Regions from separate parts of the Mus musculus genome. Here region 2 is linked to region 1. A link is a loop called in an ENCODE intact Hi-C map of the cell type or tissue named here. Cell type or tissue: left cerebral cortex. All regions are shown on one strand. Each heading gives the region's core, and the rest is flanking DNA. Links, peaks and the distances in the headings are about the cores only.

Region 1 (9,893 bases), core at 804-8,803:
ATAGCACAAGCACAGCTGGCCTAGTGGCCAGGCGACCTGGGCTTTTTTAGCTTTCGTGATTTTTTAGGTGCAGGTTAGGAATCTCTGTGTCCATACGAACCAATTGCAAGCCTAGAGAGATGATGGCTCAATGGCTAAGATTGTATTCAGTTTCTAGCACCTACCCTGAGCCCATAATCTCAGATATCGGGGGATCTGACTCCCCTGGCCCCTGTAGGCACCTGCATATATTCACAGACACATTACTAAAAATAATAAAAATAAAAATGCATCCATTGTGAAGTTTCCTGTTTGCACAGACTCCTGCCCAGTGGAGCCGGTGGGGGAGAGGCCATGCCTCAGTGGGGCTGCTGTTGGCTTTGGATGGAGGCCGGAGGACCATGAGCGCAGCATGACAGCCTTTCTCACATGCAGGTTTTGGACACCTACATGTTCCACTCCTTTCTGAAGGCGCGGCTCAACGGCAGGATGGACGCCTTTGCTCGGATGGACCTCGACACTCAGTCTGAGGAGGACAGGTGCCTAGCTCTGTTCGAGGTCCTCTTTGGGGGACTGAGGGTTCATACGTCCATTTCATTTGGACATACAGATGATCAGTTCAGTGGGCTATTGAGCAGTTCGCCAGGAACCTCCAAAGGTGCATCCTCTGTGTGTCCCCATTGCGTGCAGGCAGGCTCTGTGTGCCTGGCGGAGCATCCTGCCACACCCTGATCTCTGTCCGTCTTCATTTCCTTCCCATGTTCCCCATTCACAGGCCTATTTTTTTTCCCCTGTGTTTTCCTGATATCTCGTGTGCATCACCCACGACCGTGCCCTGTCCATCTCTGGGACTGTGGGCTGAGAACCTCTGTCCTTTCCCCTTGAGCTACTTGAGGCTGGACTTAGTGACAGGTTCTTACCCGTGCATGCCTCTCACCCTGCTCATTGCTCTGGGTGCGATAGGGAGTAGAGGCTCACACTTACATCTTCGTGCCCATGAAGTGAACTCTTGCTTTTCCCTAGGATAGACAGGATGCTGATAAGTCCAAGGAGACCTACTGTGGAGAAGATGGCCTCCAGGAAGGCCTCACCCCTGCACATCACCCACAGACGCATGGTGGTCAGCATGCCCAACCTGCAGGACATCTCCCTGCCCGAGCTGCCTCCCAGGAACTCATCGCTTCGGATAATGGACACCTCAAACTGCAGAAGCAGCAGTCCAGGTGAGGTGCTACCCTCCTGCGTCTATTCCCCCAGTGTTGCAGCTTAGAGATCATAGCCTGCTTCTGAGGGAGGGAATGTTCTTAAGAATATAAACTATTTTGGCCAGGCATGGTGGTAAATGCCTGTTATCTTAGCAGCTCAGGGGTCTGGTGCAGCATTGGTGCTTGTGAGTTCGGGACCAGTCTGGGTTTCAAGCTACCCTGTGTGAATGTGGTCATAGTGAGGCTGAGTTCGTGCCTCCATAAAAACAGGGGAAAAAAATCCAAAAAACTGGTTTTTAAAAACTATTTTGTGTCTCTGCCCCCACCACTGTGTGTGTGATAGATAAAATACATGTCTGTATTTACAGATGTGTGATGGGATGCCCCTGGTCGGTACCAGTCCCTTCCTAAAGGTTGCTGTTAGATAGTTACAAGCTATTATTGTATTTCTGCAAAACCTTCTCAAGGCTCTTCCTGGTCTGTGTGACATCATAGGCGTCTACGGTGTGTCCCACAGAGTCCTTACTGGGTACGGAAGATTGTTGGGTGCCATGCATGGCCTTGCAGCTGCTGGTCTTAGCTCGGGCTGTCTGTCTGAAAAGACAGTATGGAAATGAAAAAGTCTCAAAGCTCAGAGCAGTAGGAGGAGGTGTGAGCCCCTTGGTAGCCACTTCCTGGGTGTCTGACCTCAGACAGACCAGTTCCTTTTCTGGGCTTGGCAGGTGTGTGCACACTCACTCTGGGACACAGTCTGCCTGCCTTTTCTGTGTTCATCTGAGCTCCCTGACCATTGTGGGCTCCACCTTCCTCCAGCCTCCATAGCCAAAGGACCACCTCTCGCATGGGTGTGGATGCAGTGGCTACCTCTGGTCCCCTGTTCCAAGGAAGCTTTTAGGAGGAGAGGGACTTCAACTCTTGGTCAGTGTTTAGTCCCCAGGGGGCTTCAGAATGCCTGTGGCACTTAGCTCCGGTCTCTTTAGTCCTGACCTTTCGAATCTTTGCAGTGGGAGTACTGGGCTACCACTGCCCAGGCCACTGTTAAGGTGACAAATGCTTCTAAAGGCTAGGCCCTACTTAGCAGGCATATCTTGGCTTTGGTTATCAGCTTAATCTTCAAGGGCCCAGTCCTAGCATTTTTACTTAATATTCATAGTTTTAAAAACATAATTGTCCCATGGAGAATAGTTACTGCCTCTCTGGGAACAAATGGACTCTTCTTTACCTCTGGGGTATTGGGAATGCCCTGGAAGGGGCATGTAGGTGTTGCGGGAAATAATAATAACAAAAAATGAGCTGGCATGCACCAGCAACTCTCTTACTGGTGGGCTGGCCGGCCCTGCAGTAGCAGGCAATGGTCGACTTGTTTTTATCTCAAGAAGACTCTCTGGCCTGGAGCTCCTGGAACATCTCCACCCAGCTTGCTAAGTTCCTCCTGGTGGGTTGCTACCACACTAACCCCAGGCTTCAAATCCCCCATGACCTTTGTGGTACACATCAAGCAAACCCACGTTTTGCCATCATACCTTTCTCTCTTGAACCCAGACGAGCCACCTCCGTGAAGAAAGACACAACACAAACTTAGTTCTGAAACAACAGTAACTCAATCACTAGGCACAACAACTAAAATCCTAACTTGGAAGCCTTATTAAATCTAAATCCTCCAGGGGCAAATCCTGACAGATCCACCATTGGAACCCAGAGACACTCGTAATTACATCTTGTCCTCATGTTGTGCCCACCAAAAACACCTAACTCTCTCCTGTTTCCTCTCTTCCTCTGTCTAACTCGGAAGTCCTTACTCGCCCAGTGATTGGCTCCTTTATTCCTTAGGGAATTGGTTCACAAGAGCAGCACCAGGCCCATCCACAACACATGGGTTCTTGTCCAAGACACACAAAGCTGCCCTCAACAGTGTTATGGGTGCCTCTGCCTTTTCCAGGACCATGCTAATTACATGCATTTTCCCTTGTTTGTTTGTTTGTTTGTTTTTTAGTTCTCAAAGTGACCCCTAAGTCAACATATATGTTCAAGATCCCTGATATCCACTTCCCACTGGAGAGCCAGTGTGTTCAGGCATACTATACAGACTTCGTCACTCTCCTGAGCAAGGCCATGGCGCTGTTGGGTCCTGGCGACTCTCTGCTCCTAGCCAGGTACTTCTACCTGCGTGGTCTTCTCCATCTGATGCAGGGACAACTGCTGAGTGCCCTCTTGGATTTCCAGAACCTGTATAAGACCGACATAGGGATCTTCCCGGCTGATCTGGTCAAGAGAACGGTGGAATCCATGTCGGCCTCTGAGCGGGCCCAGGCCGAGCGGACGCCTGAGCTCAGGCGGCTCATCACAGAGGTCTTTGATAAGCACGGCGAGGCCCCCAAGGCAGATGACGCCGTGAAGAACTTCGAACTGCCCAAGAAGCACATGCAACTCAATGACTTTGTGAAGCGAGTCCAGGAGTCGGGGATCGTGAAGGACGCCGTCATTATCCACCGTCTGTTTGATGCACTGACCTTCGGTAAGAGCGCCCCACAGCATCCCTGGGTACCAGTGTCCCCCAGGTCTGCAGGTCAATAGCTGTAATTCAACCTCCTAAAGATTCAAGGTATAAAAACGAGCTGTGTCCTCACTGAACATGGACACTGAACATGGACAGGCTTTGTTTTTTTCCTTGTCACTGTTCCCTAAGGCATGGCTGCTTAAATTCGTACTCATAACCGTTTTCACCCAAGAGATTCCCATGAGACCTAGGTAAATCAGAGGAAGTGCAAATAAGTGCAAAGCAAACACTGACTGATAATAAATCACAAGGACGTGTATTTCTAACTATGTTGTATACAATATGATATTAACATTGGTTGAAGAGAGAAGCAGGACTGGGATATAGTGCCTGTCTAGTATGCTTGAAGCCCTGGGTCCAACTCCAGCACCTACAATAAACTAGGCATGGTGGCTTACAACTATAATCCTAGCATGAGAGAGGAGAGATGGGAGCGTCAGAGGGTCAAGAATACTTGGTTACATAACAGGTTTGAGAACAGCCTGGGCTGTGTGAAGCTGTCTTAAAAATTTGTATTTTAGGGGGCTGGAGAGGTGGCTCAGCAGTTAAGAGCACTGACTGTTCTTCCAGAGGTCCTGAGCCATCATGTGGTGGCTCACAACCATCTATAAAGGGATCTGATGCCTCCTTCTGGCCTGTGGGTGCATATGCAGCAGAGCATTCATATATAAAATAAAGAAAATAGAAAAAAATCTATTTAAAAAAAAACAGATGAAAGCAAATATCCCACATAAGGAGATGAATGTACTTATTTATTTTCACAAAGAAAGTTAAATATTTTATTTCTATTTATTCTTAATTTATGTGCATTGGTGTTCTGCCTGCATGTATGTTTGTGTGAGGGTACTGAATCCCCTGGAATTGGAGTTACAGATATTTATGAGCTGCCATGTGGTTGCTCATGTTGGAATTGAACCTGGGACCTCTGGAAGAGCAGCCAGTGCTCTTAATTGCTGAGCCATCTCTTCAGTTCCCCCAACACCCCCAACCTCTGTTTTTGATACAGAGTCTTGCTGTATACTTCTAGCTGTCCTGGAACTGACCAGGCTGACCAAGTTGCCCTCAAACTCACAGAGATCAGCCTGCTGCCGCCTCTTAAGTCGTGGGATTAAAGGCATTCACACTCATACCTGGCCAAAAGTTAAACAGGTGGACATTGTGCCTCATGTCTGCAATCTTGGCACCTGGAAGTTGGAGGTAGGAAGAACTGTTGAGTTCAAGGCCAGGCTAGACTACATAGTGGGTTTAAAGTCTGTCTGGGCTACAGAGTGAGATTGTCTTAAAAGAAAAAAAAATCTTGTAAAATCTTGACCAAATATTTGATTCTGCAGGGCATAGCCCATCTTCAGGGTTTTTCAAAGTTGCTATTTATTTTGATTTTGTAATTATCAATGCTTAGAATCCCACTTTACATTAATACTTCGTAAAAATGGTAGCTGTCTGAATGGTTAGTTTCAGAAATTATCTGAAATTCCATCCTAATTCCAAGCCAAAATTCCCTTAATGGTTTTCTTTAAATCAGCAACTCAAATTTAAGTCAGCGACTCAAGCTTAAAAAGCAATTTTGAGGTAAAATATTCTAAGACAGTGCAATGCAAAGATATACTAATTTGCTATTTACGTGCTGAGTAACGACAGTAAGAAGATATTAAAAGTCTCTTTTTTTTTCCCCTGTAATGAAACCAGTATGTGTCTGTAAGAGCAGAAAACTTCATATGTTAAAGACACTTATCACTCACAACACCCACTAGCTTCAAGTCCAAGTCAGCGTCTTAGGCAGCTTTTGCTGGTGTTTATATGGCTGGATGGTATGCGCAGCCAAAGTGCACACACGTTCAGAGTGAGGTTGCATGATGCAGATGGCTGACTTACACGTGAGGCTAGCTGCCTCTGCAGAGGCATCTCACCCGGTGCTTACCCGGTGACTACACAGCCATGGCTCAGCTAAAGCACTCACGCATGCCCAGAAGCACAGAAGCAGCGTGCCAGGTGCCAGGAGAACCCACCTGACTAAGAAGGCTTTCCCGTCACCACGAGGCCCTTGTTTCTTGGGTTTGGCTTTGCTCTGTGTCCCCAGTGAAGCACTGCCCCCAACCCAGGCTCTGCTTTCTGTTCTGCTTAAAACCTCTGATGACAGATGTCCCCCTCCACACACACAGCACGCAGCAATGTTGTACACTCACGGATTGTGTCCTGCCATCTGTGGAAGTTTGCGATCCTAATTTATTTCTCACTGAACCATGTTACCTGCACTGACACACACATCTGTTCTGTCTGCTGGCCATGGGGAGGAAGCCCAGCTCGTCTATTGTCTTTTAACTGGGAAGGTCCTGACACCTGTCCCTAGGGTCTGTGTAAGCTGGTTCCTCAGCTTAGAGCCAGGAGCTTGGTTGAGCTGAGTGCCAGCACCCTGACCGAGTGCCCCCCACTGCCTGACAGTGCCTGCCTCACTGCCCCAGTGGTCTGCCTGTCCCATGTGAGCTAACACCGCCTGGCTTGTGTCCTCACTCATCTGATCCCATGCGAGCACTTGAATTTTGCATTCACCGGACTCTGCTGGCCACCCAGGTTCAGTCAGCCTGTCCGTTAAGTTCACCATCTGCAGATAGAAAATATCTGGAGAATGAATGTGCTTTCTACTGAGCATGTGCGATGTTTTTCTGGTCATCATTCCCCAAGCTGTAAACTTGAACTTCCATGATGTTGGGCACACGACCCTGAAAGGGCTTAGAGCCCACAGGAGGGGGTGTGCAGTTTCCTGTTAACACCACGTCACTTATAGGAGAGACTTGATATCTGCATTTCCGGAGGAATAACTGTTTTGGGAGAGACAGAGATGATGGGCCACCTGTCACTAGCCAGGTGCAGTAGAACGCATACTTCTCAGGCCTCTGTGGGATAGCCTGCACTGCCTGGGGTCAGGGGGTGTGGACAGCTATGCGTGTGCTACTATGTGAAGGGAGACAAGGCATTCACAGAAAGACCCTGAGGGGCCTACGGGCACACTTTTCCTCTTCCCAATGTGTGACCTCATAAGGATGTGAAGACTCTAAGGGTCCCCTGTCCTCCAGGGGCCCTCTGTGCAATGGCCTGAAAGGAGTGACTCAGACTCATATGGTTATCATTCTCTCATGGCACCAGGCTGAGCATGTCTGGTGGTCCCTCTGCTCGTCCTCAGCGCTGGTATGGCCTGGTCACCTAATTACTCAATGGCTGGTGGACCCTGGTGTAGGAAGAAAACCTGCCTTTCAGTGCCTTTCTTCCTCCTCTGTATGTGGTGGCATTTGACATCACCCCCTAGGTGCCTGGGAACCTGGGAAGTGAGTTGCACCTGGGCATCTTTTGTTCTGTAGTTGTGGACCTGGCCGATGAGCTGTCAGTGGCCTTCAGTTATGTGGTTCCTTAAGTGGAGAAGGGGCAGGACCCCACTGTCACTGCTATGCGTGTTTTAGTTAAGTGGAGTGGCCACACTGAAAGTAGAACTTGGCAAAGCTGAGTGTTCCCATCTGTCTTAATTAGGGTTTTACTGCTGTGAGCAGACACCATGACCAAGGCAACTCTTATAAGGACAACATTTAATTGGGGCTGGCTTACAGGTCCAGAGGTTCAGACTATTATCATAAGGTGGGAGCAGAAGACTGACTTCCGGGCAGCTAGGGTAATGTCTTAAAGCCCACACCCACAGTTGACATACCTACTCTCACAAGGCCACACATCCTAAAACTGCCACTCCCTGGGCCAAGCATATTCAAACCACCACCCCATCTTAGAGTGAACTCGGTGAGATCCAAGTGTACACATGAGGACTGGGGCATAGCTCAGCAGAGAGCTTCGAGACTGGTAGAGGCTAGGCCCAGCCAGTTTCAAAGACCATTGGAATGGTTAACTAAGAAGTATAGATTATATCATTTTGTCTCTGGACATGTGCTTTTGATTTTTCATTACATGTCTGGGGCTACAAGTTCAGTCACAATTAAAAAGTACAAATAGGACAGATTTCATTTTCATTATCGGCCTATAACTTCAAAGAATCTAAAGAATGCCTCCACCAAAGCAAACACGTTTATATAAGACAGTCTGCTTTTAGGCTGGCAGCGTTTGCAGTTTTAAAGCACTCTAGACAAACAAAATATCTGAACTGGTCGTTTTATGAATAGCAAATACTAATACTCCCCTTACTCTCTCATTTCATCTATGCTATAACATAGGAAAAGTTATTTTAATCTATTTACTAAATTCTATTCCCCCAGGGCTGTACCCTCTATGACTCCTGTCTTTAAACCACATTTTCAGAGAGCTCTAAGCATACAGTAAACAGAGGCCTTGAATCTGTAACCAATCCTGGCTAGTGGGAGTTTGTCAACTGTTTCTGAGTTTACCCTGTTCCAATTATACTGTCTGAATATGTTTAGGGGCAGACACCCCAAGAAGATTCCAGGAATAATGGCCTCATTTAGTGTTTATTGTGATCTCTAGGGCGTAAGGAAGGCTCCCAAATAGGAACAGATGCTTTTCTATCCCTAAAAGCAGAAGGGACAGTAAATTTAGGACGTTCCTAAAAAGAGTCAGACATAATTTTCTCGGGAAAAGACACAAAATGAATCATAACACAGAAAGTCCCCACGTGTACAACACTCAGAGACCAAAACCTAAAAGTGAGAGACAGACAGACAGACAGTGGTCACAGCATTCGGCTCAGCTTTGCTGGAACCGTGTCATACAGCTGTGCTGGCTTCACGACTTTTGCCATCTCCAAGAGACATGGCTGTGCCACAAGACCCTGGGTTCAATATCCAGTGCCCCAGTCCCATCCAAAAGAATATAATTTTAGTATTTAGAATGCTCATACACGTTTGTTCATGTGAAGCCCGGTGCTGATGAGAATACACATTCTGCACTGCAGCTTCACAAGGACTGGCTGTTCACTCCCTGTGCCACCTTCAGTGTCTGTAGCTGGCTCTCATGGGGATGCTGCCTGGAGGCTGCTGGGATGAGCCGGGGCTGGGCTGTGGAGGGAGGTGGGTGACAAAGTGGAGATCCACAGGAGTGGGCATCCTGTCCGTGGGTGTGGCCATCATGCACCTGCAGACTATTGCGGGTTGTCAGACAAACTGAGCATGCGTGTGACCATGTGCGGACATAGTGGCTGTGGGCATGCGCAGGGCTGGGGAAGCACGTGGGAGTGTTGTGGCATCCATGGCTAGCTGGCGTGCTGGTTGCAGGTGGGAGAGGGCTGCCTTCCATCTAATGGGCTGTCCCTAGTCTTGTTGCTCCCATTGTGCATGTCCAGAGCACAGGAGCCCCTCACTTCCAAGGACAGGAAGGCCACTTGTCTATAAGAGGACATTTTGGGTGGTGGGTGCAAAGGCCTTACTGTGTGCAGCCCCGTTGACTGCTGTGGTGTGGGTGCTCAGAGGGTCTGTCCTCAGGGACGCACATGAAGGGTCCCTGGCTCTTTCACTCTCTCGGGCACTGGCGTGGTCTCGCCTTCCCTGTTCTGTTTTATGGTCTCTTCCTGCACCACATATAACTGAAAGACCTCTCATGTGATGTCTGATGGGCGTAATGTGTGCTTATGGTTCGTTTGAGCTCTGTTAGTCTGCACCCCGGGACCCCAGTAGGCTGTTTGTAAGGTAGCAGAGGAGGTCTCCAGCTGGGGATGCCTATCGAGCTGTCAATCACCTCAATGGACTCCTTGTTTAGTGTAAAAGGATGCAGAGGCTTGTCCCATGCACGGGGTCACCCCATTCCCTGTTATTTGTCTTCCTTAGTCGCTTGTGTTAAACATTATACAGGTGAGTGCTGTATCCCTGCCCCAGGTGAAATTTACTTTCTCATTGGATGGATCCAGTGACTTCAAAGCTTACATGGGGCTTGGGGTGTAGCTTAGTGGAAGAATATTTGCCTAGCATGGGCAAGGTCCTGGGTTCACCCCCAATCTCTGCAAAAGAAGAGAAGAAAATTTAAAATACATATTGCTCAACTACTTTGACTAGTAAAGCATAAAGAAAAAGAATTAGAAATGGCGCCACCTGGTGGACATACCCATGCATACATTCTGGTACTACCTAACTGATGACAGATCTTCCTTGTTAGACCACCTTCCTGTGGCCCCCAGCTGCCCTTGTTATTTGGAAATTTCCTTAATCTTT
Region 2 (9,893 bases), core at 802-8,801, 54 kb before region 1:
ACTGACAGTTGCCTTATCCTAGGCAAGGCTAGATCCCAGAAGGGGCTCAGAGTTCAAAAGGAGCAGGCCTTCTGTACACTTGCTGTGGGGTTAGACCTGAGCTGGATGGAGGCCCTCAGCCTGCTGCCAGTTCACAGGAACGCAAAGGACAGAAGCAGCATCAGATCTCAGGTTACATACAGATCTCAGACAGCAAGGCACACTGAGAGACCTCCAGTAAAAAGGCCGGTGGTTGAGCTGGGCACGGTAACACACGCCTTTATCCTATCACTCTGGAGACAGAGGCAGGTAGATCTCTGTGAGTTCAAGGCCAGCTTGGTTTACAGAGTGAGTTCCAGGACAGCCCAAGGTATATAGTGAGACCCTACAAGTAAGGAATGTTAGAGAGACCTAAATGCTTTAAGAGGACACCATTAAACTGCACTCTCTAGGATAATTGGGGGACAGAACTATGTAGCAAAACCTACAGTGAGAGGATTTCTGCAAAAGTTAGGGCAGTGGTTATCTCAGGGTGGCCAGAAGAGCACTGACAAGCTTCTGGGACATACGTTTAGGGATGGTATGGATTGTGGTTAAAGGGTGATTGCCTTATGATAATTTTCTCCCCCTCCCCTTCCCCTCCTTTCCTCCCCCTCCCCCTCCCCTCCCTTTCTCCTCCCCCTCCCTGCTCTCTCCTCCTCCACCTCTGGTGTGTTTAATTATTTTTGTTTCTTTTAGACTCAGGGCATTGCAATGGTAGTCCCGCCTAGCTAAAATATAGGTTGTCACAACTGGCCTCGAAGTGCCGGCGATTTGTACCTCTCTGCCTCTGGGGCATAGTTTTATTTTCCAGCACAAACCTGAACACCTGAATGACTTGAAAAATGGGGCTCTGTTCCCCTCATGTCACAGGGTTGTTGCTATACCTATTTCCAAGAATATCGGAGAACCCCGATGGGCACCAGAGGGGCAATTGCTGGATGGTGAGCTGGGTGCAGGAGCAGGTGGAATTATAGCAGGATCTGCAGAGAGGTGAGTCAGGGTTGACAACTGACCTGTAAGACTTAGTCATTCTCTGTCCTGGATGCTATGAGGTGGTTAGCACCATCTCTGGCCTCAGGCATAGAAGACTTAAATGGTTCCAGTAACTGTGAAATGGCCTGGGGAGAAACTTCTGACAGGGAGCCCCAGGTTCAGAGATGTGTGCACATGGGTAGGACACAAAGAGTCAGCCTCAGTCCCGGGAAGGTTCCCTTCTCTTCTTTAGGTTTTGAGCCCATGAGAAACCAGCCCAGCTGTGACTACCAAGTCTGCTTCTGGTCCAGCATCATTCTTGATCTTGGTCTTCCAGTGGGCCTGGCTGCAGTCTAAACCATCCTGAGAGGCCCCTGCCCCAGCCTCTATGCAGAGTCAGGACCCTGACCCTTTGGTGTTAGAATGTGTGCGCCATCCTCTGCAGATGAGGAGGGAAGTACCCTGCCCACACTCACTGTGCTGGAAGCTGCATCATCTTCCACCAACTATGTCCAACTAAGTCCCACCAGCTATGGGACTTGTAGACAGTAGCAGGGGAGTTAGTGTGAGCCTAGCAGGACCTCTTTTTCAGTGTGAGGAATCTGAGGCCCCAGGGACCTGACTGGTGACTGACAGAGCCTGAGCTGCATGTTCAGACTCCCCAGGGAGATGATACTATTATTATGCACCTACTATATCCTAAGAAACTTTGTTTTCTGAGGCTGGCCTTGTATGTTGGGCCACCATGCCTGGACAGATCTTCTCTTTAGGGTTTTTGAGTTCCCACAAATGGGATGCAGACAGGACAGAGAGGTGGGTGACCAGTCAGTCTGTGTTCAGGGATGCCCGGGACAGAGCACAGACCAGAGGGAGACGTTGGGGTATGTGTGGTGTTAGATACCAAGGACCTTGTTACCAACATCCATTATTATAGGAGGAGATAGGAGGATCCCATATGGTACAGACCAGGGGAACAGTGTGCCTTGGGGCCTTGTCTTCCTCTGCAGTCTGTAGTGCTGTCTCAGCATGAGAGGGACAGGGAAAAGCCAGGTTCCCAGTTCCACTTGGACTTGCCCAGGCTTTCCTTTGAAATTCAGGGTTCCCCTGTTTCTCAAAGCCTTTTGAGGGGGTCTCCTAAGACTATCTGCAGGGGCCCACAGCCCTGCCCTCATCACCTGCACCAAGGAAGGGCATGTAGAATGCTAGCATAGCAGAGAAGATCTCCAAGGAGCAAGGGAGGTATCCTTCCAACTGCAGCCAAGCTACTTCAGAGAAACCCTTTGAAAGGGCCTGCCAATCACACACATCTCCACCTCCTGCTTCCAGGGAGCCAGAGTTGGGTCAGCCTCATGTTCCCAGGGGAGGGGTGGCCACAGACTACAAAGCAAGGAAGCCGTGACCTCATCAGAGGTAAACTGAATGACACTTCCTCTTTTACAGGCTGGGCCACCTCCAGAAGTTTCTTAAAGCTATAGAAACACAACTGTGTCCTACCCAGCCTGAACAGGTGTTCAGGGCAGCTGTTCTGGGCACAGCTCACTTGTGAGGAGGAAAGAGCTCACAATGGTATAATGGTTTAGATCTGGAAGTGAAGGCAGGAGGATCAGGGGGGTCCATGTCTTTCTTGCCTATAAAGCAAGTTCAAGGCTAGTCTGGGCTTAATGAGATCCATCTCGAAAAACACCCAAACCAGGAGACATGATGGTGCTGGAGGTCCAGAAGGGGCTGACCTCAGCCCGACCCAGAGCCAGCCAATGTACAGGTGAGCATACAGTGTGACTGGAGTGACCGAGGGTTCCAATGACTCCTGACCCAAAAGCTCATTGATACAGTAGACACCCTGAGCTGTAGTCTGCTGAGGCATTGAATCTCTAGGAACAGACTTCCAGGTGAGAGGGGTTCTCACCTGGGGAAGTGAGTTTACATCAAAGAGAGGGCTGGTGGCATACATCCTGCTCCCTAGGAATCAGAGAGCCCGCTACAGACTCCTGCTGTGAAACCATTTCCCTGTCATCAGAAAGGTTTTAGCCCCAGACTTTTGCCATAGAAGCCCTGATTTCCTTTCTTCTGTGTCCCCTGCAGTGCTACCTGTCCCCATGTTGGGCCCTGAACTCCCCTTAGAGCTTCTGCCTCTCTGTTATCGCTTGGTCTGTCTGCCCATGGCATTAATAACTTTTCTAATAATAAACTGTTTTACTGTCCCTTTAGAACATTGAGACCTTTCTCTGTCTCTTTTGTCACATGCTTGGGTGGGAAGGACAATGTTCTTCAACAACATCAGGAAACATCCGCCCTGGTTTGGCTACTAAACAGTGCCGGATTTACAGCTTACTTTCTGGTGAAATAGACCATTGACATCCATCAGTGGGATGGGTAAGCATTCTCTACTTTCTACAGGGCATATGCTGCTCTGCACAGAATGTCTCATCTCCGGCACCTACCTGGGCAGATGATCTCCTTCAGAAACAGATAGCAGGCTGTCCCCTTGTGCTTTGGAATGGCTGGCTGTACATCAGAGTTCCTGTACCCTCCCCATCTCTCCCCATTTCTATTAATTTGCTAGTGCAGCCCTCTGCTTACCCTTGTCTGTTATTGTGAGGGAGATCGTGGGATGCAGATTAATGCAGATAAAAGATGTTCAGGGTAGGGCAGGTGGTAGAAGCTCCCTTGCAAAGCAGCCATCATGGGGGGTGGGGTGGGGAGTGGGGATTCCCAACCTTGTCCTTTTGGGGTTTATGATAAATTCATTACATGGATATGACCTATCACACTATTGGCAATTGATCAGCTCAACCTTCAGCCCTTCTCCGATATCCTGGGGTGGTGCATCTTGGGAAGAGGGTCACCCAGGGTCGTGGACAAGACACACATGGAGCAAGTTGCTAGAGAGGTCTCATGACAAAATCATGTAGGGACAGGCAGTAGGGGGAAAACTCAGTGGCAGAGCATAGACACTTCACTGGGTCTCAGTGTCTAGCTGGGGTGGGGGTGAGTGTCTTAGTTATGGTTTCAATCGCTTTGATGAGACACTATGACCAAAAAGCATGTTTGGGAGGAAAGGGTTTATTTGGCTTACACTTCCATATCACACTGTTCATCAGTGAAGGAAGTCAGAGCAGGAACTCAAACAGAACAGAAACTTGGAGGCCAAAGCTGACACAGAGACCATGGCAGGAATGTGCTGTTGACTGTCTTGTTGTTTCCCATGGCTTCCTCAGCTTCTTTCTTATTGAACTCAGGGTTGCCAGCCCAGGGATGGTACCACCCACAATGGGCTGGGCCCTCCACCATCCATCACTAACTAAGAAAATACCATCCAGGCCTGCCTGCACGCCAGTCCTATGGAGGCATTTTCTCAGCTGAGGCTCCCTTCTCTCAGGGGACATTAGCTTGTGACAGGTTGACACAAAACCATGCAGATCAGGAAGTCACAGGGCCTCTGGTGAGAGCAAACACAGGGGCTTGAGATCCACGCAGATCACTTCCCATTTTATGGAGTGGAATCAGTGGGACTGCCTGGGAAAGTCAGCAGTCTTCTAATGTTTCTTGTCCTCTTTGTGTAGTGACATCTACTGAGTGTGAACCAGGACTCCTGGAATACCATCGTTCAGATAGCACAAGCCAGAGAATTCTTTATAGCTGGCTCCTCCCACCAGTCTTGCCCATCCTCCTCCTCCACTTCAGGTAGAAAGAGCAAGGAGTGTTTCTAGGTTTCAGGGTGACTTTGGGATGAGGGACTCGAATTCCTCATGGGAAATGATAGGGCTTAGCAGCGAGGCATGGGCAGGAGAAAGATGGGCGAGAGGGCTCATCAAATGTCCCTCTCTCGGTGTCCTTTGGTTCGGAGTCCAAGAAAGCCCAAATGCTGTAGTGTGGATGTTTGAACCCCAACAAGGGTGAAAGTACACAAATGATTCTAAGCTCATCAAATGATTCGCCACCAACACGCCAGCATCCCTTCACAGTTGATGTGAGCAGAAGCCTACCTCTATATTCTGGAAATGCTGAAGAACCTATGTGGTCCCGTGTGGGCCACTTTCTCTTCCTCTGTGAGGCATTTTTTTTTTCCTGTTCAGAGTCATTGGATAGGACCTTAATCAACTCTTTCAAGTACAGTTCAGGCAGGAAGTTTCCATCGGAATGTTGACGCGGGAAGAGCAGGTGTTTAGATGTGAGAAATCAGAGCAAGCAGAAAGTGCCACTAGAGAAGGCCGCTAGGGAAACCAAGCAGAGGGTTCTCAATCTGTTCTTAAGTGGGCGAGTGACAACGACTTTCGGAGGAGTCTGGGGACTAAAAGTCTCTTGGAAGCATCAGGACCAAGATGCTTTTGGTCTATACACGAGCTTATTTTACATAAGCAGTTTGAAGAAAGATTTCATGGTGAGGAAGTGTGTGGAGGGGGTGGGGGCGATGGAATGACAGGCTGACTCAGCACTCCATTCGCATTTAAGAAGGACCTGGTGGCAGCTCAGCCAGTAAAGGTGCTCACTGCCTGGGGACAGCCTGAGCATGACACCTGCCTGGGGACAGCCTGAGCATGACAGACACCTGCCTGGGGACAGCCTGAGCATGACACCCAGGACCTACGTGGTAGGAGGAGAGAACCAGTTCCTGTAGGGTGTCTCTGACCTGGACATGTGCAGTGTGGCATGTGTTGGCATGAACTTGGGCACACACACTCACTCACACACACTACCATACACATACCACACACCTCACACATACACAGACACATACACCACATACAAGCTACACACACTACATACATGCCCACCACACACACTCAACACACACATCATATACACCATATACACACATACCTCACACACACCATATATACACATCACACACAAACTATACACACTACATACATGCACACCACACACATATCACACACCATATACACACACAACACACACACCATACACACACATCACACACAACACACACTATATACATGCACACCACACACACTCAACACACACATCACACACACTATATACACACATACCACACACACATCACACACACACCACACACACACACACAACACACACACCATGCACATACACCACACACAAACTACACACACTACATACATGCACACCACACACTCAACACATATACCACACACCATATACACACATACCACATACACATCACACACACCACACACAAACTACACACACATTACACACACCATATACACACTCACCACACATACACTACATACATGCACACTACACAGCACGCGCGCACACACAAACACACACATACACACACACACACACACATGTAATAATTAAAACTAAACTGAGCTGGGCAGTGGTGGTGCACACCTTTAATCTCAGCACTTGGGAGGCAGAGGCAGGCAGAATTCTGAGTTTGAGGCCAGCCTGGTCTACAGAGCAAGTTCTAGGACAGCCAGAGCTATACAGAGAAACCCTGTCTCAAGAAAACCAAAATAAATAAATAAATGAATAAATAAATAAAACAAACTAAACTGAACCAAACCTGGGGCCTGCACAGACGACCCAGCAGGTAATATCATCTGTGGCTCAGAAGACAAAAGCCGTTTCCAGCTGTTGCAACTCTAGTTCCAAGAGATCTGATGCCCTCTTCTGGCCTCTGGTGGCAACAGGCACGCATGTGGTACACATACACATACATTCCGGCAAAACACTCATATGTACCAAAATTTAAAAATCTTTTAAACAAATTAAAGCAAAGCTCCTAACGGTGACAGGCTCAAAAATGATTGTAAGGAGAAAAAAATCCATAGTAAATACAAGACTGCACAGGCCTTCTCTGTAAATCCTCCCCATCGATGGTTATTAAGATGAAACCACTGCTAATTGCACAGAAGAGAAGCTACCTGCCCAAATCAGCGAGGGTCTGAAGAACTCACTGCATTAGAAACAAATGTTCAAAAACCACAACAAGGAACTGTTCCTGATTCCCAGTGACAAGGCCGAGACAGACGAGTCTGTACGTTTACTTCAAGCTTTTAAAGAGCTTGTGGGCCACACAGTGGCCCTGTGCATGCAGGAAGTCGAAGAGCTACTCTGTGTAACCCTCTCCTGTCTGTGACCCGGAAGACATGCTCTTATCACACAACTCTAGTCGTTCCCGGGGCCTTTACACACTTTTCCAGCTGTTCACAGAGTTCTCTCACTAACTCTCCCCCCTCTTCTTTCTCTTTGGGGGGGGTCTCCGGATCCAGGGAGCATCTTTCGTTCGTCCTCTAGGCCCATGTCGGGAGCCTGTTTGGGATTCAACAAGAGCAACCCCCACTGATATTTGACGAGGTAGACCGAAATGGGGGGGTATGACTTGAGACACTCCTGGGATCCAGCACTGTGTAGGAACTTTTCATGAGGCTCAGTGTCTGCGCTTGGGGACACTTTTGGCCTGGAGAAGCGCAGTAGTGTTTGTAGGTCACCAGCCAGGTTCTGGTTCCTTGTCAGTTACTGCAGACCACATATCGTCAAGAAAGGAAAACTATCTCAGGAAGCTCAGGGAGCCATGGACACACTCCAGGCAAGCATGGGGGAGCTCCCGAGACCTGAGTGTGATTCTGCATCCCCTTGACCATGAAGTGTGGCCCAGACAGGGGTCTGGTGTGACTCCACAGCTTATATAAACAGGTAGATGCTCAACGGACATGAGGCAAATAGGTGGATTTGTCTCTAAGATGCTCGTGCCATGAAACTCACGGGAAAGGGAGTAGTTTCCAAAAGAAAGGAGGAGTTAAGGAGCCATTAAAACAAGCAGAATAGAATGAGTTAGCAGTAATCTTAATTATCCATTTTATTTTACCTCGGAACACCAAGTAGAAGATCACATCAGTTTGTGATCGGTGAACAATGAGTCCCAAGATAGCCAGCCTTCCCATCCTAAGACAAGTCTGTAAAATCCTGAAGCCAGTGCTCACAGACAGGCTGAGGATTATAAGTTGGGTAGGGACAGAAGCACTATAGGGCTGTGGGTGCCTGAGCGACATATCCATTCCTTCACCTGCACCCAGTGGTGGTTTGATTGGGCCTTACCCTGGACCAATCCCAGCCCTTTGGCTCCCTTTCCAAACTCCTGTCAATCTGCCTTGTGGAGCCTGTCCTGGCAGCTGCTCAATAAATAAACTGCTCTCACTGAAACTCACACTACAAAAATATGGCAATGACACATTCGTTCGTTCGTTCATTCATTCATTCATTCATTCATTCAACAATGCCTTTGAGGACAAACTGTGTGCTGGGCAGAGCACTCGGCAGCTACCCCCCCCAGGGAGAAGTTACAAATCAGGGCATCCACAGGGTCCAGCTCCCCTAGTGGCTCTGGTGAAGGACGCTGTCAATGGTCTGTCCAGTCCTCTCAGCCCAGCTTGTGGCTTAGCTCTCACTCTGTAAACCCAGCCCTATCTTCTGCCTTACTGGGCTCGCTCTCCCTGTATCTTTACAAGTTTCATTCTTTTATGAGTCTCTGGACTCAGTTGCTCTGCCTCCCGCCCCCTGCAATACAGGGTGAACTCATCTCAGCCAACCACATCAGCGGTTCTCAACCTGTGGGTAGAGACCTCTTTGGGTTGAATGACTGACCCTTGCACAGGAATCGACTATCAGATGTTTACATTATAATTCATAACAATTGCAAAGTTACAGTTATGAAGTAGCAGCAAAAATAATTTTCCATCAGCACAACATGAGGAACTGTATTAAAGGGTTGCCGCATTAGGAAGGCTGAGAACCGCTGTTCTGTGAGTACTATTCACATCCCTCAGGCTCTAGCGGATTCTCCCAGCACTTCAGCTGTCTCCGAGCCATCGCGTAAATACTCCTTCTCCATTCAGCTCTTACCTGCTCAGTCTTGTCTTGGTGATTATTCCCCTTCGGTCCAGCTAACACACAGAGACCTGAAGTTGTCAGGCCTGAAAGAGTCAGGCTTAGAATTGGACTGGGGACAGAAAGACCCACATAGATGGTCCGTGACCCACTGAGGCATGCTGGCTAAGGGACTAGGACAGGGACAGATGCTGAATTTGGTTGGGTTGACCCAGTTGTCTTGTTTGGTCAGTTGAGGGTGGAGAATTATTGTAACTGAATTGTTGTTTCTGGGGGTGTTGGGAAGAGAACATGCTTGTAAGAAGGGGGCAGGACTGAGTTTGGTATGCTGAGCCACGGTGGAATAGGGTGTTCGAGGAGATGCCTGGTACCTCGGTAATCACTTTGGGAGGTTTATCTGATGGCTGACATGCATGCCATCCTCACTCTGCGCCAGAGCAGAGATGTGTCCCCCTGACTTTATGCTGGGCTGAGGGAGGTGTGATGTTGAGACCAGTGGCCAGGGAGGGAGAGGATAGGGGAGGGAGAAGGCTGTGGGTGTTGGCTGCTCCTGCAGGACTAGAACACAGATCCACGACTCCAAAGACGTCCTGGTGAGGGTGAACTAGTAAAGAGGCTACCACAGGGAGCAGTGAGACCCTCACAATGCTCCACCATGCTAGGAAGAGCACCCAGCCCATGTCAGTAGCCCCAGAGAATGTGGTACAAGACGCCGTTCCTCCAGGTCTCATTCCCCAGAGAAGGTTGCACATACTCCTCAAACAGCACAGCTAAACTCTCTGGGGCAGAGCTGGGTTTCAGGTAGTCAGAGCCAAACTACTCTGGTGAGTTTTAAAGAAACCCATCTTGGGTCCTGGAGAGATGACTCAGCAGTTAACAGCGCTGACTGCTCTTTCAGAGGAACTGGGATGGAGTTCCAGCATCTATCCAGCCTCTCACAACTGACTGTGACTCCTGTCTCAGTGGATCAGAAGCTGTCTTCTGGCCTCTGTTTGGACTGCATGCAGGTGGTGTACAGATACACATGCAGTTAAAACATCCATACACATAGTAACAAAACA

Evidence for each region. Peaks named below come from ENCODE experiments on the same cell type or tissue, not always from the same donor. Only the 100,000 strongest peaks of a DNase experiment are listed, where the experiment ranks them.
Region 2: it touches region 1 in a loop (2.2-fold over the local background); 32 of 42 quality-filtered maps call a loop at or near these places.

Annotation. Positions count from the first base shown.
Region 1 is chr15:73,543,944-73,553,836 of GRCm38, forward strand. It overlaps Dennd3 (DENN/MADD domain containing 3), which reads left to right. Exons shown (of 23, transcript NM_001081066.1): 11 at 415-518; 12 at 1,003-1,202; 13 at 3,178-3,699. Among named protein-coding and RNA genes, the nearest start is that of Dennd3, 36 kb to the left of the region's middle. In left cerebral cortex, for the core only: a CTCF peak has its summit at 4,380 (motif pointing left); DNase peaks (open chromatin) are centred at 4,341, 5,738, 8,227 and 8,352; H3K27ac peaks cover 1,758 bases.
Region 2 is chr15:73,490,050-73,499,942 of GRCm38, forward strand. It overlaps the pseudogene Gm19811. Among named protein-coding and RNA genes, the nearest start is that of Dennd3, 18 kb to the right of the region's middle. In left cerebral cortex, for the core only: CTCF peaks have their summits at 5,199 and 6,640 (motif pointing left); a DNase peak (open chromatin) is centred at 5,287; H3K27ac peaks cover 1,292 bases.